Regions from separate parts of the Mus musculus genome. Here regions 1, 2, 3 and 4 are each linked to region 5. A link is a loop called in an ENCODE intact Hi-C map of the cell type or tissue named here. Cell type or tissue: left cerebral cortex. All regions are shown on one strand.

Region 1 (5,000 bases), 400 kb after region 5:
CAATAATCACAGCTACTATGAATACAGGTGTAACAGCCATTTCCTGCCACAAAATCAGTCTTCCACACTCCCTGACCCTCCTCCAATGTTCGAGATCTTTCCCCGGGATGGGAACTAAGCGACTCCACAAAGCAGCCTTTTCCAACATTGCTAGCATCTAGCAGAAGAAAGGTTGTTTATGCAATGAATCAAGTCGGATGACTCCCAGAGATTTAAACACACACACACATGCACACACACGCATGCACGTGTACTTTAGACTAACATGCATAGATTCACACTTACTCCCCCTGGAGGCCTCTGTGATCTGTGTTCTGGGGTCTTGCCTTGTTACCCTGATGCCACAATGTCTCCTTGGGCAGATGTGGGGACCATTAGCCCTTAGGATGAAGTTGGCCGCCACACTAAAGGTGAGGGATCCTGAGTTTCTCTGCATGTTTAGCTCTGCCCTTCAAAAGATAAAAGAGGAAACCCAGTTAAATTTCCATCTTCGATAAACAATGAATAAAGCTTTGGTATAAAGATGCCCCACGCACCTTTGATCTAGCATTTATATTTGCCTAATCTGGCAATGCTTGACAAGTTCAAAGCCCACGCGTACTGGACCGAGAAGCTGTAAGGCACAGCTCCATTCAGTGTTTAGGATGTCAATGTCATGTTTGAAGCCAGGCCCTGGGGTCCCTCCATCCTCTCCCACCACACAGGCAGCTGTGTAGCTGAAGGGTCTCTGTGGTCTTGCCCCTCCTCTCTCAGCAACTGGCACAGATTGCCCAGAGGTTAATGCCCTAGAAACACTGGGCTCTGTGGATAGCCTCAAATACCCTGCCATGTCTCACCTGGACCCTTGCTCCTGCTGGCTCTGCACAGAGTGCTCTTGTCTTCTGCCATTCCTCTCCCCATACCTACAACCACAGCTCAAGGGCCACCTTCCGAGGAAGCCTAGGCTCCCCTAGGCTGTGTGTGGTGCAAAGGGGCTTATAGTTTCATAACATTTTTTATTTAGAGAGAGAACCACCGAACCCTAAATACTTGTATGAGATACATGAGAATATGGCCTATGCTTGTCTTCTCCGGACTGTCTTCATGCTTGTCTTCTACCAGACTGTGGGCTTCCAGCGCAGGGCTGCTGACATGACCCTAACAGGCACTCAATCAACACATTGTTGCTTGATTATTGTTGAGTGATTATTGACCAGTTCATGGGGACTGGGAGAAGGTACTAACATTCTTTCAACATGAAGCCTGTATCACCCTCTCTCATTGGTTTCCTCCCTCGTTTCCTGGCCTAGCCTCTTGCTCCCTGAAGTGGCTTGCTGAAGCACCTTGCCATCTCTCATTTCATCTAGCAAGTTCTCCAGCTTGTTCTATTTTGAAAGGAGAGAGTCCATCCTGAGCTCTGTCCACTCTCCTGTCTTAATGCCCCCTGTCTCCTCTGTCACTGGAATGGACCCAGGCAAATGCCTGCTCAGAAGTCCACAGCCAAGTATGAGGGCTCAGTCAAGTGAACAGGAAAGCAGTAGGTTCTGCACTCGGGAGCTAGAGTGGCACAGAAGATCCGAAGACGGGTTCTCCACACATGCTTCTCTGGTTCAAATCCAAGCTATCACTTATAGATGGGGTAGCCTCAGAAAGATTCCTCATTCCTGTTTTTTGGACAGTCCCCCCATAGGAATTATGCCTTCTATTGTGTGGGACCCGAATGTAACAACTCAGATAAAACATTCAGCAGAGAACCTAACCTATTTTTTTAAAAAATGCCTAAATATTTGCATAATGAAATGATTCTTAGCTGAGGATTCTACTGGCACACTGAGGGACCACACCTAAGCTCAGTAAAGACAGGATTTAGAACCGCCAGAAATTGGGGGGGGGGGGGCGGGGGGGGCGGGCGCGGAGTGAGACACCAGTTGTTTGGTTGGGTTTTTTGAGACAGGGTTTCTCTATGTAGTCCTAGCTGTCCTGGAACTCACGTTATAGACCAGGCTGATCTCGAACTCAGAGACCTATCAGCCTCTGCCTCCCGAGTTCCAGGAGTAAAGAGTGCTCCACCCGTGCAGGCTGAGGCAGTTCTTTTAAATGGAAACCTAGAAAAGGCAAAAACCTAGGAAAAGCCCGCGAGGATCTCAGGTGCTCGGTGGGGGTTGCTAAGACGTTTGATCTCAGGGACCAGATCCTGGGGGGAAAAGCGGCTGCACCCACGTGACCATCTCTCCCTCCCCACCCCTCAGGGCGGACGACTGCTTTTGTGCTTCTCGGAAGCTGGACGCCGTGGCCATCGAAGCCAAGTTCAAGCAGGACTTGGGCTTCCGGATGCTGAATTGTGGACGGACCGACCTGGTGAAGCAGGCAGTGTCTTTGCTGGGGCCGGATGGAATCAACACCATGAGCGAACAGGTACCAATCTGCTTGGACCTCATCTCCTCCCGTGCTTAGCCTGGGCGCGAGCAGCTGACGGGACACAGGCTCCCTCTGCTGATCGATTAAAAAAATTAATGCCCCTCCCCTGCCTCTCTCTCTCTCTCTCTCTCTCTCTCTCTCTCTCTCTCTCTCTCTCTCTCTCTCTCTCTTAGTGTTTGGGGGTTTTTGGTTTGGTTTGGTTTTAATTTTCTAAAAATACACTTGCCCATCTTTATGGAAATCTCACATGATTGTCGCAGCTGAAATTTAAAAAGGAATGAAAACCAGACCTGTTCCAGAAAGGAGATGGAGCCCCTAGGTTGGCCATCGTTTGTATTTAGGACTCTGCAACCTTCAAGTCTCTTTACTGGCATGTTAAAGGCTTTTCTCTGCCAGTCTGCTGTTGGCTCCAGACAGATCTAGGCCATGCGCACTGTGCTCTTAGGGTGGGTGTGTTTAAAGACACCAAAGTCAGTCTGGGGACCCTAGAGCACATTCAGATAGGGCAGCACCAACCAGATTCTGAACATGGTGCCATGAGAGGCAACCACAAGTCACAGAGGGGACTTTGGGGATGTGGTGGTGTCATAGACCGTGCAAATGGACAGCCATTCTCAGTGTGAATCCTGAGTGCTGTTACAAGGGACAGATGGGGCTGTTTCTTCCACAGGCAGCTCTTGCAAAGAGCTCCCACGAAGGGAATAGAAGGGACTGTATAATGACAGCTAATCACTTTCTTGGACAACGTCAGGGATCCTCAGTACACAATCATGTGTATCTTGTATGTTTAAAACCAGGGACTTATTTATCTGTTTTATTTTTTCAGTATTTTACATTCCAGATACCTTACAATGTCAATGAATATTCTTTTTTAAGTCGCTTTTAGTGTCTCTATAAAGTGATTACTATTTGTTTATTAACCATCCTTCCCCCATCATATATTTAAAGTGTTTGTGACTAGTGCTGAGCTAAGCACACTTACACAAATCTTTGTTCCAATCTCTATTTCCTTGGGGAAATGTTTCTTTAAAACAGAAGTGTCTCAAATGTACCAGCCTTTCCTGAATTCTCAGTCTTCAGTACTGCCCCTCCCCCTAGGAGTCTGACTAGTCTTTGCACACCTCTAGTTATATATGTATTCCCTGCTAGTCCACTTTCCTTTTGCCTGCTTTTTATCAGCATTTTTTACTGTTTTCTTGTTTTCTTAGAGGAATTCTTCCTGTATCAGGGCACGAAGTCCTTTAGTGGAACCAAGGTATCTCAGTTTGTCGTTGACGTTGGAATTTTGCCCGTAAAGTTTTCAGTTCCACAGCGATGTGCAGTGCTAGAGCCCCTCTCATGTATGCTATACTTCATCCCCTTTCTGCCTAGAGACAGGGGCAGAAACCAACTTGGCATTGCTTACAATTTTAATTCTTTCTGACTATCTCTAGTAAAAAATTGTTATACTGGTGTATAGTGTGAGACAAGGCTGTAGCATGAATATCTTCCCAAATAACTGCCTTCACAGCCCTTTGGATGGAGAGCCCCACCCCTTCCTCCTGTTGGTTGTGATGCTCGGTTTGTGATGAGCAGGAGTCGGAGAAGGGGAAGTTTTCCTGAAGGCCATCCTGCCTCAGTGCCTTGACTTGTATAGAGTGATATCAGAGCAGATGTCAGTGAAAGCAACCACAGGGATATCCAGTGACCATTGACTCTGTCTGACCCAAGGCTCATACAGAGCAGCAAGGACGCCTTGTCATGCTTCGAAGAGACAAATGTCAAAGACACTGTAGTCATCATAATTAAATACTTTAGGGGTTGATGTTACAGAATCCAGAAAATTCCTGTGAGACCCACCCCCACCACATCCCAATCAGCCACTGGTTGTAAAGACACACATAGGTTTGTTGTACTGTGAAAACCCTCCAACTTAAGCCACAATCACAAAAGGTGATGTTCACCTCCCCTCACTCCTCCCCTGTAGTTTCCAGAATGTGGAAGGTTGTGACCCTGTGTGTGACAGGGCTCCACACTGACTCTTTTGTCCTGCCAGAGTCTGAGTCCAATAAGATGCTCCATGTGTTTGTCAACTGACCACGGCCACCTTGTAAACGTCTCCGTCTCTGGTTTTTAACCACCGCAGGGTATGACCCCCTTGATGTACGCCTGCGTCCGTGGGGACGAGGCAATGGTGCAGATGCTGCTGGATGCCGGAGCTGACCTGAATGTGGAGGTGAGGGTGCGGAGGGCTGCAGGCCCTGCCAGCCCATACTTTCCCTTCCCAGTCACCTTCACATCTCATCCTTCCAGTGGCCGAAGCCCTGACGAAACCACCTGGCAGATGGTGACCTTTCTGAGGCCCCAGCCAAAGTCCCAAGTAGCTACACAAAGTCCCTGTGTGTGCTTCCTTTAAAGAAATTGCTGTAGCTCTGGGGACCTCTGGCTTGTGTTGACCCAGCAGCTCCTAGCTCCTGACTCATCCTTTCTAGGATGGAACAGAAAACGCCCACATCCCAGCCCTTTCCTGATGCCCAACACATGCTGGGCCGATCACCCTTTCCCCTCCACCCCACGCCAGACTGAGGTTTCCTCTCCTCACATCTCCTGTCCTCACCTGCAGA
Region 2 (5,000 bases), 650 kb after region 5:
GTCATTGTTTCATGTGAACATGAGATATTATTTGTGTCAAGTTGACAAGGGGTGGATTGTAGTGGCTATTCCTGGTTGTCAACTTGACTATATTTGGAATGAACTACAATCCAGAATTGGAAGGCTCACCAGTCACCCTTATCTGGAGACTTGGAGATAGAAGTTTCTGATCTGGATCTTGGTATGGAGATCTTGAGGCATAGTGGCTATGGATTCCAGAAGATTAAATCTCCCAGTTCAAGGTCATCTAGGATTAAAGGTGTGGTGGAATGCACCTTTAATCTGGGCTACACCTTCTGCTGGAGACAATATAAGGACATTGGAAGATGGGAGTCTTGCTCTTGCTTCTTTGCCTGCTTGCTGTGTGAGACTGAGTAACTGCTATATATCCTTGGACTTCCATTCACAGCTACTACTGAACCACTGTTGGGAATTGGGATGTAGACTGTAAGTCATCAATAAATTCCTTTACTATATAGAGACTATCCATAAGTTCTGTGACTCTAGAGAACCCTGACTAATACAGAATGTAAACAGGAAACCTCAGGAAATAGGAGGCTGCGCGGGGGGGTGGGGGGGGACCCCAGAGTGCACCAGAGATCTGGGAGGTGAGGGGCTCTCAGGACTCACAGGAAGGGACCTTCGATGAAATGCCTGAAAGTAGGGAGAGGGAACTTATAGAGCCCACCTCCAGCAGGAAGTCAGGACATCAAATGAGGGATGGGGCTGCCATCCCACAGTCACACCTCTGACCCATAATTCTTCCTGTCTGAAAGAATTACAGGGATGGAAATGGAGAGGAGCCTGAAGAAAAGAAGGTACAGTGACAGGCCCAAAGTAGGATCCAGCTCAAGGGGAGGTCCCAAGGTCTGACACTATTACTAGGCTATAGAGCACTCACATGACTGCCCTCCGGAAACAACACTCTTTACAATAGCCACGAATGATATAAAATATCTTGGTGTAACTGTAACCAAGCAAGCTAAAGACCTTTATGGCAAGAACTTCAAGTCCCTGAAGAAAGAAATTGAAGAAGATAACAAAAGATGGAAAGATCTCCCATGCTCATGGATTGGTAGGATAGTGAAAATGGTCATCTTAGCAAAAGCAATCTACAGATTCAATGCAATCCCACCAAAATTCTAATACCATTTTTTAGGGATCTTGAAAGAGCATCTCAACATAAAATCGGATACACTAAGAAGTCTCATAGAAGAGAGTGAGAAATACCCTTGAACACATTGGTATAGGAGACAATTTCCTGGACAGAATGCTAATGGCTCAGATTCTAAGATCAAGAATGGATAAATGGGACCTCATGAAACTACAAAGCTTCTGTAAGGCAAAGGACATTGTTATTAGGACAAATTGGGAAAGGATCTTCACCAACCATACATCTGACAAAGGGCTAGTATCCAAAATTTGCAAAGAACTCAAGAAGGCAGACACCAGCAATCCAAATAACCCAATTAAAAAATGGCGTACAGAGCTAAACAGAGAATTCTCAGAGGAATCTCAAATGGCAGGGAAGCACTTCAAGAAATGTTCAAAGTCCTTAATCATCAGGGAAATGCAAATCAAAACAACTCTAAGGTTCCACCTTACATCCATCAGAATGTCTAAGATAAAAAAAAAAAACTCATGAGATAGCATATGCTGGTGAGGATGTGGAGCAAGGGGAGCAGTCTTTATTGCTGGTGGGAGTACAAACTTATACAATCACTTTGGAAATCAACTTGGCAGTTTCTCAGAAAACTCAAGACCCAGCCATACCACTTCTGGGCATGTACTCAAGAGATGTTCCATCATCCCACAAAGATGCTTGTTCATCAATGTTCATAACAGTTTTATTTGTAATAGCCAGAAACAGGAAACAACCTAGATATCCCTCACCTGAAGAATGGATAAAGGCATGGTACATCTACACAATGGAATACTATTCAACTATTAAAACCTAAGGCATCATGAACTTTGCAGGCAAATAGATGGAACTTGAGAATATCATCCTGAGTGAGATAACCCAGTCCCAAAAGGGCATGCATGGTGTGTACTCAGTGATAAGTGGATATTGTCCATAAAATACAGGTACCATGGTCCACTTCACAGAACCAAAGAAACTAAACAAGAAGGAAGACTCAATCAAGGAAGCTTGAATCTCACTTAGAAGAGGGAATAAAATAGTCATAAGAGGCTGATGGAGGGAGGGAACTGGGAGAGAGGGGAAATGGGGGATTCAGGATCAGGCATGGAGAAGAACAGGAGAGATAGCTATATGGCCATGAAAATGAATGGAAATCTGCAAAGTGGGGGGAAACCTGCATCTCCAGGACGAGACAAAGGCCTGGGATAAGGGAGGCTCCCAAGAATCAGTGGGGGGTGACCTTAGCTGTGACTCTCATTGGGGATGTGGAACCTGAAGAGGCCATCTCCTGTATCCAGAATGGAACTCCAATAGAGACACCAACCCACCCACAAAACTTTCAACTCAAAATTTATCCTGTCTACAAGAAATGCTGGCATAGGGGAGGGAGCAGAGACTGAGTGAATGGCCAACCAATAACCATTTCAACTTGAGACCCGTCCAGTGGGCAAGCACCAATCCCTAACACTATTAATGAAACTCTGCTATGCTTGCAGACAGAAGCATATTGTTCTCTGAGAGGCTCCCCCCAGTAGCTGATTCAGACAGATACAGACACAGCCAAACAGTGGATGGAGCTTGGGAACTCTTATGGAAGAATAGGAGGAAGGAGATAGAAACTCCACAGGAAGCAGTCGTAGATTTGCATACGGCCCCGCCCATCTCATGCAAATTCCCCTCCCCTTCCCCTTGGCGCCTGCGAGTGACGTCAGCGAGCGCCCGCGCCTGCGCGTTGTTCCCCTCCGCGGAGCTCAAGAGTAGTGTCTCCCAGCTCCCAGGGCTCCAACCTGCGCCGGGTTCAAACCGAAGATCATGAACCGCAGCCGCCAAGTGACCTGCGTGGCCTGGGTCCGCCGCGGCGTGGCCAAAGAGACTCCAGACAAGGTGAGGCCTGTGTATGGGGAGATGCCACGGCATGGCCGTGGGCTCGGCCCCGTCTGGGGCAGCACGCGCCCAGCAGGAGCCACGCGATGGGACCTGCCAGGTTGGCCGGGACTGTAGCCATGTGAGGTGTGGCTCCGGTGACCCGGGCGAGCAGAGACCGCGCGCCCCTTCCCTGCCCGGAGCGGGAACCCCGATCCCATCCCTGAGATGCACGAACACGTGGACTTTTTGTGCACTGGGAAGGGGCGGGGGTGTTTGCTTGTTACGAGTTTCTTACGGTGATCCGGATAAAACGTTATGGGGCAGAGAGAACAAGGTGTCAGTGTAACACAGTATGAAGGAAGTTGTACAAAAGCTGGAGACCGTGGCAAAGGAAGCCGGTTACTCAGGCGGTTTTGTTCATTACACAGTGTTTTCTGCAAGCCAAGCGGAGCCTGGAGTTCCGGGATATGTTGGAGCGATATAGGGCAAAGCCCTGTTCTTGACTTTCGGGATGTCAGGGGTTGTAAGTGTCCTAAAAGAAGTGAAGGGGTTGCTATGGGTGTAATTGTCTGAGTAGTGACAACTCGATATGTGATAGACGTGGGAGTGGCCTCGACATGAATTTACATGCGGTGAGGGATGGAAATACTCCTTATAGGTGTAAATTCTACCAGAGTGCAGGTAGTGTTTAGTCACTGTTTTCTCTGGTGTTTTGCCAACAGCAAGCAAGCAGTGTATATTTATAGGATAGGGACAACACTTGCCTTATTAAAAATTCTCCAAAAGAAAATTGTTTTCATTTTAAAAGGGCCATACACAGCTTTCGAAGTATTAAGAGAGTCTTAAAAATCCCTAGTTGTCATGCCCCAACCCCAAGCAATACAAATACCTTTGTGTGTGTGTATGTGTATGTATGTATGCCCATGTTCATGTGTTTGTGTATGTGTGCGCTGTCTGATTGAACCCAGCGTTAGTCAATCGAGATAGAGTGGCTGGCCAAGGCACCAGAAATTCTCGTCTCTGTAGTCCCTAGTGCTGGGATTACAGGTGTCCCCTACACTACACCCAGCTTTTGAGTGGCTTCTGGGATGGAACTTAGATCCACATGCTTGCTCAACAAAAGCTTTACCGACTGACCTCCGGCCTTCCCCGGAGTTTTTCAGTCTTTAATTTCTGGATCTTTCTCAGGCAGAATTGAATGTCATTCTCAGGGAGATTCTTGTTATCTCAACGTTTTTTGTTGTTGTTTTGGAGACCAGGTCTCACTCTGTAGCCCGCTGTGGCCTCAGACTTATGGCAATCCTCCCGTGTCAGCCTCCTAAATACTAGAGTTATAGGTGTGAGCCACTGAAGATCTGGAGGCTCTTTAGTAGAAACTGAGCCGTTGATTTACCTTCATGTGGAGTGTTGCCATTATGGCCAACCCACACTGCGGGCTTAAGTAAATAAACAATACCCAACTAGTGTTGGCCTTTACAAGCTTAATACAGAAGTGTTAGGTCTGGTCTGGTCTGGTCTGGTCTTTTCTCCAGACAGGGTTTTTTCTGTGTAGCTGTTCTGTAACTCACTCTGTAGACCAGGTAGCCTTGAACTCAGAGAGATCCGCCTGCCTCTGCCTCCCCTGGGATTAAAGGCATGTGTTCCACCCCACCCCCCACCCCCACTGCCTTCTTGTTATGTGCCTTAAAGGTACTGACTCACTATTTAGGTGAGGGAATGCCAGTTTTGAAGAGAGTGGCCTTAGTTTTGAACTTCATTAGAACAAAAGATAGCCAAATGGGAAATGTTACTGGAAGTGGGGAAAATAGAGCTGGAATTCAAGGTTGGAATGGGTGGAGGAAGATGGGGGTTATTAGTTCCCAGAAAGAATCCATTTACATTGGGCAGTGATGCTAGGGGAAAAAAGGCAGAGGACGGATGTTCTATGGTTTGATAGCCAGAGAGGGAGGTGCCCTTGGAGTCTGAGATAGTTGGAAGAAACATGGCGACCACA
Region 3 (5,000 bases), 430 kb after region 5:
GGCACTCAGTAAATGTTTGCCCAGTGGTCTTGTCTTCAGAGTCCAACATGGGAAAGGCTGGCCTCAGAGGGATCCCCAGCCCTGTAATTGCTTCCAATGGGGAAAGTTTGCTGGCCACATTGGCTTCCAGTTCCTGTAATGGAAAGGGGGATTTATCATGCCCCGGGGACTTGTCTGTGTCCCTGCCATTCCTCATAAAAGAAGGTAACATTCATTTGTGGCTTGAAGGAGGCCAAGGAAGGCCAGCCAAATCCAACCCAGAAGGGGGCTCCCAGAAGCCCGTGCGCTTCACACGCTTCTGGCGTGTACCTTTTGGCAGAAGAGCTTATAGTAATTGATACTGCATTGTGCTTCCTCCCTCAAGACTCCTTAGCATCACTCGTGTACAAAAGCCAGCCCCCACTGAGGCCGCAGCTGGAGCTAGGCCTCTACCGGGCTGCAAAAGCCCCTGCCTCACAGAGGTTGGTAGCCGCCAAGAAAAGCAGTTCCTCATGCCGGCCATTTGGCCTGATAAGGGCTTGTTGCACCCACTTAGAGAAAATGCTTCCACTGGCAGAGTCTTCCACTGGCAGGGCTGGGATGGTCCGATTTAACTTCCATTAGCCCCAAGTCGTCCTCCGCCAAGGCAGCGATTTCAGCCCGTGGCTCGACCTTGAACAAACGAGACAATGCGTGTGACTGATAGGAAAGTGCTTTATAAATGGGGAGCCCGTGTGGGCGGTGGGCCTTACAGTGGTGTTTCTTGTTATTATTGGTTTGGCCTTTATAAGGAAGGTGCTGGGGGAATCAATTGATTTTAATAAAGCCAATAGCCCAGTGCTGGCTGACGGTATCCCCACACTTATAAGCTCTGCTCCCCAAGGTGGGAGGGGGAGGGGAACAGGGCACTGTTATTTCCCAAGGCCTAGACAATGTCACCGCCTCTCTACCAGGCAGCTGGATGCAGAAACCCCAAGTCAGTATAAGGGAGATTCAGACGCAGGAGACATGTTCACACGAGGAGGGGGCATGGTGAGGTATGGCTGCAGTCCCAGCACTTGGAAGACTGGGCAGGAAGACTGCCATGAGTTCTAGGCCAACCTGAGAATGCCAAGTGAGACCCTTTATCCAGATAATGATGGTGATGATGATGGTGGTGGTGGGGGTAGTGATGGTGATGGTGATGTGTCTGTGTGCCAGGCACTATGCTAGGCACAGAAATACAGTGAGTGAGAGACATCTGTACTCTCAGATGACTGTAAAGACACTTCAGTTGCAGACAGACAACCCTGAAACAAAACTTGATGGGAAGGAGACCCAAATTTCCTAACCCAGTAACCACTGAGCTGGACCCAAAGAAGGGACAGCTTCCACTGGTAAAGAAGAGAGCGCATCCAGGCTGAAGGAGCTGGAAGACATGGCCAGGTTCTGGTAGAGGCAAGAGAGAGGACAGTGCACATAAAAGACAGGCACCAGGCTGAATGTGGTGACAGCCACTCATAATCCCAGCACTCAGGAAGGGGAGGTACGGGGAAGGTGAGTGAGAGGCTAGCCTGGGCTACACAGCAAGTTGGTTGTTACATAGTGAGATCTGTCCCAAAACAAGCAAGCAAACAAACAAACCAACCAACCAACCAACCAACCAAATTCTATTACGGGTCTGCTTAACTGAAACGTGCAAACTGGGTAATTCTAGTTTGTCCTGGCTAGCAGTGGGGGAAACAGAACTATCTGCTAATTGGTAGTTTAAGAGTATTAAGCATTTCCCAAATTGGTGTTTTATTTAGTGTGCTTGAGAGCATGCGTGTGCACGCACCACACACACACATTTGAATATACCAGAGCACATTTGAAAAGAATTTTCCAGAATTCTATTATGGTGGTAGTTGTACCACAGTGTGATCCCAACACAGGTTGTGACCAGTCTGTGAATTTTGCCCACCCCATTACCAAAGCTCCAGGCAGGTAAAGCCAGTCACATGGAAGACAGTTGAAAATGGAGATCCTGGGGCAAACTGGACTGTGTATGCACCTCGTGCAAAAAGAACCCTTGGTTGTCAAGTGAAGCATGTATGAAACTCAGATACATTCATGGTATTCAGTCATTCAGGGGACAGCCATTTGCAGAACTCTATAATGTGGGACACTCTTCAGACACTGGAAGTCACATGATAAGGGACAGCCTTGCTTGGACAAGCGCCACCAGTGACTTTCCAAACCCTGGATCCTTTATGGCTTCCTCTGGGGTCTTGTCAACTGGGACTCTGGAGGCTCTCTAAGTTGTGTCACCTGCACAGCCTGACTGGATGAGAGGTAGGCTGGTCATCATCCTCAGGTGACTCACTTGTCATGAGGAGCCACGCTCAGGTTGTTTCATTTGGCCCTGCAGATAGACATGGGGGCAGAACCTGAAACCACAGGGTCATGATTTCAGGGTGTCATCAGGGAAACCTGTCCAAATGTCCCCCGTCAGGTAGAGTGATGTCCAGGGGTGATGTGATGACTTCTGAAGGAACTGAGTCCGACTGGGGTCTTGCTCACAGTGTCTTATTCCTTCCAGCTCGTCATGCAGTATCTCTACTACGGTGGCCCAGAGTCACTTCTCATTAAAAACAATGAGATCATGGAGGTAAGGAGACCACTGTGGTTTTAGCTACCCCAGCCTTCCCTGGCTTCAGGCTGGCGGCCCACCCAGGCATTAGGAAACTCCCGGACTCGTGGTCCTCCCAAACAAGGCAGCTTCTCTGGGGAGTCTTCCCCTAGACGACTAGCCACACCAGGGGCCCTGGGTGGAAACCAGTTTTAACTGGCTTGTGAGGGGCACGTTCTCAGGAAGAGTTGGGGGACTGGCAGGCTTGGACTGCTACCGCACCACAGGAAGTATCCTAGAGACCGTCCTCCCCCTTGTGGTTGCTAATAGAATTACATCCATGAGAAGCATGGCTCTTTAGAGCTGGGAGCCTTTCCTAGCCTGCCCCCTTGCCTGCTGTTCCTCCTCCATGTCTCCACCACTACACTTTCCCACCCCAGCTTCTGCTCCCTCTGCACCTGGCTCCCCATTGTATCCCCCTATCCAGAGCCAGAGCACCGAGCCATTTTCCTAAATCAAAGACAGGCACTAGCCGGGCATGGTGGCACACACCTGAATCCCAGGACTCTCAGGGCAGAGGCAAGTGGATCTCTGAATTGAAGGCCAGCCCTGTCTACATAGGGAGTTCCTGGCCAGCCAGGCCTATGTAGTGAGATCCTCTTTTATATAAGTACATTGTAGCTGTCTTCAGACACACCAGAAGAGTGCATCTGATCTCATTACGGACAGTTGTGAGCCAACATGTGGTAGCTGGGATCTGAGAGATCCTCTTTTAAAAAATAGTTAAATAACTTTTTTAAAAGCTGGAAGTTTGCCGGGCAGTGGTGGTGCATGCCTTTAATCCCAGCACTTAGGAGGCAGAGGCAAGTGGATTTCTGAGTTCGAGGCCAGCCTGGTCTACAAAGTGAGCTCCAGGACAGCCAGGGCTATACAGAGAAACCCTGTCTCGGGGGAAAAAAAAAGCTAGAAGTTTAGTGCCAGTGCCCTTCAGCCCAAACTCTGGGTTACATAAGGGCTCTGCCATGTCTAATCTGTGGGGCCTTGGGCAATTTATTTGACCTAGCTGGCTTCTGATTTCTCTCCTGGAAATGGCCATGGTCTAGGAGGATTTGACAAACATCTGTTTTAGAAGATTCTTAGGCACCTTTGGCCAAGGAGAAAGTTGTAGGGCTCTGCCATCCTAAGTGCCCAGTTTGTCCTATCTCCATACTCTGCTTACCCTCCCCCACCCCGCCCCCACCAGAGAGACTCCGCTCTCTGGACCCCTCTTCTCATCTTGTCCTCCACAGGACCTGGTTGCCTTTACAAACATTTTACATTTTTCTTTCCGCACTGACTACATGTACTAGTTTGTTAGAGAGACTGTGATCAAGAGGCTGGATAAATAGGCAGGAGAGGGTCCACACAGCCAGCTCAGAACCCAAGTTCTGTGGAGTTGGAATGTGCTGTCTTCCCAGGATAGGGACATGTTCACCTGCCCAGCATCTGCAGAGCCGATTCACTGAGAGATTTTATGTAGGGAAATGAATTCACATTTAAGTCACAGCTGGCTCATGTACAGGTAACTCCAGAACCTGGGAGGGATCTGAGGCTGACCAGGAGTAGATAGCAACCTCCCAGCCAGTATCATGAAGAAGAAGAAGAAGAAGAAGAAGAAGAAGAAGAAGAAGAAGAAGAAGAAGAAGAAGAAGAAGAAGAAGAAGAAGAAGAAGAAGAAGAAGAAGAAGGAGAAGAAGAAGAAGAAGAGAGAACAAGAAAGGAGAAGAAGAAAAGAAACAAACCCAAGAAAGCTTACGATAAACCCCACTTTGCTCCCACACACACTTGGGAAACTATAGCTCCCCCTCTCCAGAACCTGTCACTTTCAGTAGACTTCTGTGAGCCTCCCATGGCCCAGAGCTGACTTTGGTTGGGCTGGGGGTGGCAGTAGTCGGTCCGATGGGGTGAAGAACCGGACCTCCTGGACTCTGTCAAGGGAAGCAGGACTGAAATAGCTTCTAGATAGGAAGTACCATAAGGAAGATGAAGAAGGGGGGGCGGGGATGAGGGGAAGGTCCCTGAGGTGGGGTGGCAAAGAAAGACCCTCTGAGGTATGACATCAGAGTAGAGATCCAGGGAACACAGGCAAGGGGGGAGCCATGGTGATACCCACCTCACTAATAGGTGCCTATCCCCTCCTCCTTGCTAGATGTGATCTGGGGCACTTGGGGTTCACCTGCTATCACAGGTGTGTCTGTGACTCACTTCACCACGCTCTCTGTCCCACAGTAGACTTGTGTAGCCAGGGCCTGTCCCCCTGGTCTCACCTTACGCCTGCAGTATACTCCAGCCATCTCTACTTCCTGACCCTCAGCTGGGCATTCTGTGGGTTGCGGCTGTTTGCATTGCTTTTCTATTGCTGTCTCAAAACACTCCGACTAAGGCAACTTGA
Region 4 (5,000 bases), 170 kb after region 5:
GTCTGAGGGGCGGGGCCGCATGGAAGGGAGGAATAAAAAAAAAAAAAAAAAACCTAAGTAATTAGCATCCCCCGATTCCATTGGCTCTTCGACGGCCCTGCTTTGCATGCGCCCGCCCTCTGACTGCTTGGTTTGCTGGGGCTCAGCAGGGTTTTGCAGCCGCCTGGCTACAGCGCTTTAGTGCGGGGCGGGAGCTCAAGAGAACCGCGGCCCGGATCCCGGAGCCGGGGGAGCCCGTAGCCCGCCGAGCTGCGGCGGCCGTATCTGGGGCGATCTAGGTCCTATCGACACTGTGGCCGGCTCTCGGAGGCTTCTGCATCCGTCTGGTCCCAGGGAGGAGAGGACCAGACACTTTTATTTTGGATGAAAGGCGCGGGTCCTGGCGGGAGCTTCCTTCCCGGCCTGGCTCGCGGCTCAGTGCGCCCTCGCTCTGGCCCCGACTCCAGAAGATGACTTCAGGTTCCGCCGTGTATCTTCCCGTGGTGACGGCTCGGGGAGACAGGCGAAAGTAGTGACACTTGCTGGCAACGCCAGGTGGGAAAGTGAGCCTAGGCGACGTGGAGCCCCGCTGTCCCCGAGGACCCCGGTGCCCACAGATCCTTGCCTTTCCTTCCCCTCGGCTCCACGGCGGCTGCAGCATGAAGTGGCGCAGCGATGGCCAGGAGAGGTAAGAAGCCTGTGGTGCGAACGCTGGAAGATCTGACGCTGGACTCGGGTTATGGTGGCGCGGCGGACTCTGTGCGCTCCTCCAACTTGTCTCTGTGCTGTTCTGACTCTCACCCGGCGTCCCCGTATGGCGGGAGCTGCTGGCCGCCTTTAGCTGACTCCATGCACAGCCGGCACAACAGCTTTGACACCGTCAACACTGCCCTGGTGGAAGACTCCGAGGGGCTGGACTGCGCCGGTCAGCACTGCTCGCGGTTGCTGCCGGACCTCGACGAGGTCCCCTGGACCCTCCAGGAACTGGAGTTGCTGCTGCTGCGCTCGCGGGATCCCCGGGCAGGCCCAGCGGTCCCCGGCAGCCTGCCCAAGGACGCGCTGGCCAAGCTCTCGATGCTGGTAAGCCGGGCTCTAGTGCGCATCGCTAAAGAGGCGCAGCGCCTGAGCCTGCGCTTCGCCAAGTGCACCAAGTACGAGATCCAGAGTGCCATGGAGATCGTACTGTCCTGGGGCCTGGCGGCTCACTGCACCGCTGCCGCGCTGGCCGCGCTGTCCCTCTATAACATGAGCAGCGCTGGCGGCGACCGCTTGGGCCGTGGCAAGTCGGCGCGCTGCGGCCTCACCTTCTCCGTGGGCCGCGTGTACCGCTGGATGGTGGACAGCCGCGTGGCGCTGCGCATCCACGAGCATGCCGCCATCTACCTGACCGCCTGTATGGAGAGTCTCTTCCGGGACATCTACTCGCGGGTGTTGGCCTCCGGGCTACCTCGTAGCTGTAGCGGTCCTGGCCCTGGCTCCAGCTCCGGTTCTGGCCCAGGCCCCGGCTCAGGCCCCGGAGCCCCTGCAGCGGATAAGGAGCGCGAGACTCCGGGAGGGGGAGCGGCGAGCGGTGGCCCTTGCAGCGCAGCCAGCAGCGCCAGCGGGGGCAGTAGTTGTTGCGCCCCGCCAGCCACGGCGGCGACCGCAGTCCCGCCAACCACAGCCACCGCCGCCGTCGCCGCCAACCATCATCACCACCACCACACGCTTCACGAAGCGCCCAAATTCACCGTGGAGACCCTGGAGCACACGGTCAACAACGACTCGGAAATCTGGGGGCTCTTGCAGCCCTACCAGCACCTCATCTGTGGGAAGAACGCCAGTGGTAAGTGGCTCTGTCAACTCCGGGTTCAAGTTTGCCTCTCGTCCCCCTCCCGCGTCTCTCTGGCCACTCGCGCTCTCCACGGCCTTAGAGGTAGGGGCCAGAGTGGAGACAGCCAGGAACCCGTAGGTTCACTCCTGAGCTTGGGATCCGCGTGGTTGACACTGGTAGTAATGTTCCCAGAGCACACAGGGTTCCGCCCCCTTTGTGCAGGGCCAGGAGGTTGCTGCCTCCCGCAAGACAGGAGCAAAATCCAACACCCTTTTTATTTTACATTTAATTTAGTATGTTGTTTTACTCGGATCTGGCTTGAGACGTTTGAGTCTCGTGAATAGCTTCTAGAACCCTGTTGTGATCTTTAAGGGGCCACATTCCAGTACCCACGAGTTGGGCTAAGATCTGGAGGAGGCAGGTTCACTTGTCTGCCATGCAGTTCTCTCGCTTGCCCCAGGCCCTTTGGGGTCGCTGTGGATGCGCTAGGAAGGCATGGCTGAGGGCAGCGAAGGTGGAAGGATAGAGCTGGGTGGGCCTAAACGTGTTCATGTAGGTGGTGGTGGTGGTGGTGGAGAGACAACACTGCATTGCTCCAAGTTTTCCTGAACAGTTTCTGAGTACTTGAACCCAGAGCTGGAGATATAGGGGAGTGGGGGTGGGGTGGAGGGTGGCAAGGCCAAGTATTCCAGGCTCTGGCGGGTGATTTACATCTGTCACTTGGTTGAAGGAGAGCCACTAGGGACCCAGGCCAGAGGTAGGGGTTATCAGCTACAGGTACCCTTTTTCTGGAGTTCTAAAATCCCCTCATCGCGCCCCCTGGAAGGTGCCGAGTGGGTTTGAACCTGGGGTCCTGGATGTCCATAGGGTAGTGCTGGGGTGCTTGTTTTCCGGGTGGCGCTAGCGGTCCCCGTCTGCAAAAGCCTGAGCTAGACACTTCAAAGCTTCAATTTTCCACAGGAAATGGTAGAAGAGTAACTGGAGACTCTAAAAGCGAAATAAAACTTTGTTACGTATTCCAAGCGGTTTGGCCCGAGGTTGCGTGGTCGGAGCGAAAAGGCAGCCTTGCTGGGTAGATTTCATTCATGTCACAGCCTGTCTGTTTCCTCCAAGCTAAAGGAGAGATGCGTCTGGCCTGGCTTGGCCTCTGGGGTGCCAAGAGTGTGCATGTGGGTGTGCCCGCGCATGTGTGTGCAAGTGCCTTGTGAATATGCGAAGGAGCAAACCAGCAGGCTTCTGGGGTATAAGGCTCCAGCTTTAACCGTTTATAAATTTACCCTGATGGACTTTCTGACTGAATCTCTTCACCTGGATATGATCATCGTGGGGGAGGGGAAGAAAAGAGCAAAGCTTGTGTGTGTGTGTGTGTGTGTGTGTGTGTGTGTGTGTGTTGGGGGAGGGGCTAGGATCTGCCTGGATTCCAGAGACTCTTCTGCAATCTCTTTGCCAAAGCCCATCCCCCACCCACCCCTCTGTTGCCCTAAGGCATACTCCCCAGAGGATACCAAGGCGTACAGACCTGCGCAGACACAGGCTCATGCTGCAAGTACACAGGGACATCCCACTGAGACTGAAAACATCTGGTGACAGAGCACGAGGCTTCCCGTGTACTTTTTCAGAATGGGGGATTTACCTGCAAAACCCCGAGTTTTGAATTGTTCTTTGTTTGGGAGCGCACCCTCAACCTAAAATCACAGACCAGCTTAATAGTCTCCCTATTGTAGGCTCCCATTGCCCCCCCCCCACACACACACACACACACTGCAGTCAGCCCTTAGCCTGAGTTATCTCAGCACTACAACTCCTCATCTTCCTCTTGGGGTTCTTTTGCTCTCTCATTTTACTTTTACAGGGATTCCCACCCACCCCCTTCCCAACCCCGAGGAAGCTCTAGTCTGCCAACACCAGCATCCTGATGCCTCTTAGTCTGCATTCTCTTGAACTGAGAGATTTGGGGTGACTTTTCTGGGCTTCTGTCCACTTGTCTGCAGAATGTAGGTTTTAACACACAGTATACCCTCAGCTCCTCCCATAGCTATGTTAGTAGCTAATCATTTTCCAAATAGATTTTGCTTTTAGGATCTTTAGCCTCTTGTAAAGACAGCATTTGTGTTTATCCCTTGTGGAGTAAGGCTAATTTAAGGGAAGAGAAAACCACAGAACTGGTTTTGGGCAGGGTGAGTGAGTGGTGGTTGGGCCTTGAAGCCATCACAAACTTCCGCACACCACACAGCTTAACTCCTGGGACGCAGGGCTCTTCCTTCAGCTTTTTCTGGTTCAAGACATGCTGTTATTTCATCCTGATCTCTTCATTACTCTACGGGCTTGTTCAAAATGGCTGGGCATGCATACAGAAGAGCTAAGGAATGAGTGATTAATGTCTCAGGCATCCTAACATACACTGAACACCAAGCCTGTTCCTTTAACTGGTTTGCACAGCAGTCTTTCTGACCTGCAAGCCTTCCTGAGGACCACACACCTTCCATAATGGATTTTCCCCTCTTTTAACTCAGTAACACCATTAATTTCTTCATTTGTGGATTCATCTGTTCTTCAATATCTATTGAACAGTTTTTAAATGCCAGGGACCGAGAAGACACTGATCGCAGCCAACCTGTTCTTAGGATCACTTTATACATGGAAACCCAGTGTGCCTTTTGTCTAGCACAACTGTCAGGCTGGGGAGGTGGCTCAGGTGGTAGAGTGCTTGCTGAGCATGCACAAAGCTCTGGGTTCAATTCCCGGCACTGAATGAACAATCCAGCCATGTAATACTAGCATGCAGAAGTGGAGGGAGAAAAATGAGAAGAAGTTCAAGGCCATCCTTAGCTAGGTAGAAAAGTTTGAGGCCAGTCTGGGTTACATGAGACCTTGTCTCAACAAACAAACAAACAAACAAACAAACAAACAAGCAAATAACAAAACAAACAAAACTCAAAGTACTGCTACCATCTCCTTTATACAGTGGAAGAAACTGAGGCACAAATGGAGCTTTTGGGGGGGGGAGTAGGACGTTTGTTTTTATATTGCTTGTTTGAACACAGATGGTCTACTTCAGTGCCCATACTCCTAGCCACTGTATCTGTAGCTTCAGGTGCCGACCAGTACCCTGCATTCAGGGTATCCTACTTCATTATATACTCAGCTGAGCACTGACCCCATGCAATTTGCTGTACCTTTTTGTTTCTGTTTATCCACCTTTTTATAC
Region 5 (5,000 bases):
CTGGGAATGGAACCTGAGTCCTCTGCATTGATTGCTGTCAATCACGGATGCATTGCACCAACCCCTTCATCTTCATTTATAAAAGCCACAGATCTCTGGCTACCATTGTGATTTTATCTAGGAAATGAGGAGAATGAGGACCAGAGGGAACCAATGGACTGGCTGTGAGTCACAGACAATTTCAAACAGAGCTGGGGCATGTGATGTTCCCAGAAAAAAAAAATGCTGCACCTGTGTTAAACGTTCTATAAGTCTGATGGAGTCATTGTGAAGAGTTGGAATGTTGCAAGTCCAGAGCCAAAATTATTGTGATCCGTCTTAGAGCTCTAAAGAAGCATCCATTGTCCACCTCTTTGTGTGATCCAACACCTTTTGTGACTGCTAGATAAGTCCTTAGGATGTACTAACAGATGCCACTGGGTAGCATCTAAGGCCTTTAGAAGATATTTCTCTGCTTTGCTCTAACCCACCTACCTATGGTCCCTACCACCACGTCTGTTAAATTCCTTGGTTTATGACGTCCTTTGTTCTGTAACAAATACAGTCTCATGTGACCACTTCCACAGTAGAATATGGCATCTGGGGGGTAGCCTGAGTCTGTGTTCCTGAACTGTGGTCACTCATACTTGGTTCATAATGGCCATGTCTTATTCCCTTTGTGGTAAGGGTATGGTCTTTTTGCATTGGTGGACAAAGCTGTCAGTCTCCCAGTCTAACTCAGTGCCGTTTCTACTATGTCATTCTGGCCTTTGAATGTCCTTGTCAGTGTTGACTGAAGAATCTGACATTTGGGTCATTATTGTTAATAGCTATCACCACGTTGGAGGCCTCCCAAGAACTCTTGCTGCTTCCTCCGTCCTGACGGCTTACCCAGGAAAGTGTTCTTATTTTCCCATCTTATGATTGCGAAGACGGAGCAACAGAGGACAAATAATTTCCCTTGCATCTTAAAGGATAGTGATGTAGAGCTGAGATTTAAATTCAGTTCTCTCTGATTTACTCACAATGCAAACTCATACACTTAAGATCATTGGAATTCCCCAGAGCCATCTTTTCTTGGAAAAGAGTATCTAATAGCATCTTTTAAGGCTGCTGGCCTTAAATGATCTTGCGTGATATGAGTAACATTGTTACCAGGATCTCAGTCTCTTCGAATGCCTTTTCCCTGCCTGGGTCACAGTGGAGTCAGGTGTAATCCTTTTTACTTAGGCCCCTCCCCTCTTCGTTACTAACCTCCTTATGTGTGTTTCACACAAAATTCTTCGATTAATTTGGGGGATAAACTGGCAGCACCAGGGAATCAAAACAGTAATTTTAGCACCCTGGAGGGGTAGCTGCTGAGGACATCATGTGGCAAGCCAGGGATGGTTGGGCAAGACAAGAGCGTGGAGCCCGTGTGGGCTGTTTCCTTCCTTAACCCCCCAGATCCAGGCAGGCAAAACATCTCATAAACAATCTCTTCCATGGGCTTCGCTGCCAGCTCGGAATGGGCTTGGAGTCTATTTGGCTTGCTTTTTAAAGAGGGTGTGAGTGAAACGCTGTCGTTTAAAACTGACCAGAACCCGTGCTATGAGAACAGGTGGACCTGAATTTGGAGCAAATTAAAGGTGAGGCTGAGTTTCAAAGCAAACACAACTGGAGAGCTTGTTTGACTTTAGAAAAATGTTCAATTACCCTTGGGATTCCTTAAAGCGGGATGTCCCTCGCTGCAATTAAAATGTAAATCTCCCTATTTAATTTTGGCTAGCACACATGACCCTTCAAGAATATGCTTGCCTTACCAAGTCAAGGAAGCTTTGTAAAGCAGAAGACAGATTTTCAGCAAAAGACCTGTTGTTTCTTATAAAAACTAAGGCCCAGAAAGCGCTTCTTCCTATTTTTTAATGGTAAAGCTACAATAGAAACCTCATTCATGAGAGAGATCTTGTTTTGAAGTATCATGTAAGACTCTTTTCTAAAACACACTGAGGTTGGTCGAGAACAGGTGCTTGTACAAGCCGAGGCTAGGCGTTGCTGCAAAACCCTGCACCAGTAGGTGGCGCTCTAAGAAAGAGATTACCTTACGGCAAAGGCCAACACCTTGGGGCTTGAAAGCAAAACTGCACTCCTCTCCTGTCTCTTTTTGAAGGCAAAGGCTTTGCTCGCCTCCTTGGAGAGTCTCAGGTTCCCTGCCCTGACTGTCCATCTCTGCAGCGTTATTCGCGCAGATCGGTACCCACAATAACATTTCTTTTAGAACTGTGGGGTAGGGAAGTGAGGCCACACCTGTTATGTAAGACCTTAGCTTGCAGCCTCTGATTCCCGAATCACAGAATGTATTAGCTATTTCGTCGTGTTAAATGAGGATGCTGAGACTGAAATGGAGAATCCAGACTGCCTATCTCCTTGCTTCAGGTTGCGTGCCTCCCAGCTTTTGGGTACGATGTTAGGAGCTTATGGAGGAGGAAATGATGGCAGCCACGTGTGGGGACAGAACGGCTTGTTTTAAAACGGACTGTTTTCCTCTGATTTTCTTTTTCCTCTGCTCTTCTAGTCGTGTCCTCCTAGCAGAACAGATGACAAATGTTAGCTAGTGAGTCTGTCTTAGGTTTCATTTCTGCCAAACTGCCATTTCCCTGATCAGCCACACTTGCTTGTATATAAACCCTGTATCGTGGATTCCCGTGTGCTTGGAAGCACTCCAGGAGGGAAGGGCATGGAAATGAACAAAGCAGACTCTGGCTCTTATAAAGGAAGGAGAAAATAAGTAAGCCAAGCATTTAGCACGTGAATGATGATTACCAGGGAGAAAACCCAACAGCAGCAAAGCAAAGAGAGCTACAGTGTTCAGAACAGCAGCAACTGGGTCAGAGAGAGGCTCATTGAGAGGGCCACCTAGTGATGAGGAAACTCTGAATTTAGAAACAGTAGGGAGACTACTAGATACTACTTGTGTGCGTGCACATGCGCGAGTGTGTGCATGAGTGTGTGCACGCGTGCTTATGAGTGTGCATGTGTGTTCACGTATGTGTGAGTGTATGTGTGCCTGTGTATGCACATGTGTGTCCCCACCTGTACCAATGCTTCTGCCGAGGGAGGCTCATGTCAAGCATGTCACGTTTCAGACTCTTTCATTCTGCCTGGATGCCAGCAATCAAGTCCCAGATGTTTCTGTCTCTCCTTTCCTAGGGAGATTAATCCATCCATCCCCTTTCCATGACTTTATCTCCATCCTCTGTGGTTATATGAACCATCACTTGCTTACGGAAGACTTAATAGCTAACAGTTACATATAACCAACTACAAGCCATATTTATCTTCCTGGGTCTGGGTTACCTCACTCAGGATGATAATTTTCTAGTTCTATCCATTTACCTGTGAATTTCAAGATTTCATTTTTTTTAATGGCTGAGTAATACTCCATTGTGTAAATTTACCACATTTTCTTTATCCATTATTCTGTTGAGGGGCATCTGGGCTGTTTCCAGTTTTGGGCTATGATAAATAGAGCAGCACTACACATGGCTGAACATGTGTCTCTGTTGTAGAATGAAGCATTCTTTGGGTATATGCCCAAGAGTGACAAGCTGGGATCTTGAGGTGGACCTATTCCCAGCTTCCTGAAAACTGCCATACTGATTTTCATAAGGCCTGTTCAACTTCACACTTCCACCAGCAACGAATGGATTTCTTCCACATCCTTGACAACATAAGCTGCCATTTGCTTTATTGTTGATGGCCATGCTGACTGGTGTAAGATGAGATCCCAAGGTAGATTGTTTTAACACTTCTCTGATAACTAAGGATATTGAATATTTCTTTAAGTGATTCCCAGTCATTCGAATTTCCTCTTTTGAGAATCCTCTGTTTAGATCTATACCCCATTTTTAAATTGGACTGTTTGCTTTCTTGATATCCATTTTTTTAGTTCTTTATATATTTTAGATATTGGCCCTCAATCCTATGCTTAGTTAGTAAAAACTTTACCCATTCCATAACTTGCTGCTTTTTGTCCAAATGATGATGTCTTTGCCATACAGAAGCTCCACAGACCTGTTTTGAAGCTCAAATCTGTGATAAGGTATATGGGATGGATCCAGTTCTTTTCAATGTGATACCATTCTGAAGTTTTATTTTTCTCATTCGATGCTTCCAACTATGCTATGTCATATTCCTTTCCCCCTGGGAAGGGCTCCTTCAGTGACTTCTTGGGTAGATTTAATAACTTTCTAGTTGCCTAGGTGATGTGGATACTCTTGTTTCAAAGTGTACATGACTGTTCCTTTCCATGACCCCATTGTCAGACTTGATTGACAGTTCTGTTCTTGGTCCCACACAGATGACTTTCTCTGTAGCCCCAGTGAGGTTGGAGTGGAGGGCCAGAGATGACCCTGAGACAACCTATTTTTTATTCCAGGGATCCTGGGCACATGCCTCATCTCTTCCCTTCGGCTCAGCCCGATTCTATCTAATGATAGTGGCAATCTCCTTGCAAGCACCGTGTAGTCTTTTCTATGTGGATGGCCACTCTCAGTTTTCATCCTTTAGGACCACGCCCCCTGGTTAACCTGGCCTAGAGGCCCTTAGAATGCCTGCTCAACTGTTTATGTTTATGTTGGTACCTCAGCTTTTTCCAAAGTCTTGTGTACCACTCTAGGGCCTCAGAGGACTGGGATAAATGGAGGCTTGTTCTGTCTTCTTCCTAGTCATATCGTAGTGTACTGTGGGCATTTTGTCTTCCTGTGGTTCTTCTACCAAGATGCTTCCCTTTAGTTATAGTAAGTAAGCAGTGTCCTTTTACCAAAGATCCTGAAATCTAAGGCTACACCCATGAAGCATCCTCTATTCCCCCCAGAATAGAGAGAGAAACAAAAAGGTTGATGTGCCATTTCTAGGTCTCTAGAACATTCTTCAAGAGGTCTTACCACATTATGCTTGCCTCGAGAGAAAAACAGAGTATTAGAGATTAAAAAAAAATCCAAGTCATTAGAGAAGGGGATGCCCTTCTTGTTGGGACAAGA

What was found. A loop is a pair of places that touch in the nucleus more often than their neighbours do. Peaks named below come from ENCODE experiments on the same cell type or tissue, not always from the same donor. Only the 100,000 strongest peaks of a DNase experiment are listed, where the experiment ranks them.
Region 1: a loop joins it to region 5, with 7 times the contacts of the local background. A loop is called at or near these places in 20 of 42 quality-filtered maps.
Region 2: it touches region 5 in a loop (2.2-fold over the local background); 2 of 42 quality-filtered maps call a loop at or near these places.
Region 3: it touches region 5 in a loop (9-fold over the local background); 32 of 42 quality-filtered maps call a loop at or near these places.
Region 4: it touches region 5 in a loop (4-fold over the local background); 9 of 42 quality-filtered maps call a loop at or near these places.

Annotation. Positions count from the first base shown.
Region 1 is chr10:85,622,675-85,627,674 of GRCm38, forward strand. Btbd11 (BTB (POZ) domain containing 11) reads left to right here. Exons shown (of 17, transcript NM_028709.2): 5 at 2,229-2,394; 6 at 4,523-4,612. Among named protein-coding and RNA genes, the nearest start is that of Gm40731, 35 kb to the left of the region's middle. In left cerebral cortex, a CTCF peak has its summit at 2,459 (motif pointing left); DNase peaks (open chromatin) are centred at 2,386 and 2,773; H3K4me3 peaks cover 479 bases; H3K27ac peaks cover 249 bases.
Region 2 is chr10:85,868,990-85,873,989 of GRCm38, forward strand. It overlaps Pwp1 (PWP1 homolog, endonuclein), which reads left to right and starts at 2,842. Exons shown (of 15, transcript NM_133993.3): 1 at 2,842-3,025. The coding sequence starts at 2,954. In left cerebral cortex, no CTCF peak of the experiment used is centred here; a DNase peak (open chromatin) is centred at 2,845; H3K4me3 peaks cover 1,473 bases; H3K27ac peaks cover 456 bases.
Region 3 is chr10:85,649,068-85,654,067 of GRCm38, forward strand. Btbd11 (BTB (POZ) domain containing 11) reads left to right here. Exons shown (of 17, transcript NM_028709.2): 15 at 2,540-2,608. Among named protein-coding and RNA genes, the nearest start is that of Gm6713, 59 kb to the right of the region's middle. In left cerebral cortex, a CTCF peak has its summit at 2,897 (motif pointing left); DNase peaks (open chromatin) are centred at 2,167 and 2,912.
Region 4 is chr10:85,386,675-85,391,674 of GRCm38, forward strand. It overlaps Btbd11 (BTB (POZ) domain containing 11), which reads left to right and starts at 140. Exons shown (of 17, transcript NM_028709.2): 1 at 140-1,804. The coding sequence starts at 655. In left cerebral cortex, a CTCF peak has its summit at 2,235; DNase peaks (open chromatin) are centred at 110, 751, 1,117, 1,379 and 2 more places; H3K4me3 peaks cover 2,484 bases.
Region 5 is chr10:85,219,060-85,224,059 of GRCm38, forward strand. No RefSeq gene overlaps it. Among named protein-coding and RNA genes, the nearest start is that of Cry1, 37 kb to the left of the region's middle. In left cerebral cortex, CTCF peaks have their summits at 2,037 (motif pointing right) and 2,860; DNase peaks (open chromatin) are centred at 2,060 and 2,696; H3K4me3 peaks cover 724 bases; H3K27ac peaks cover 1,028 bases.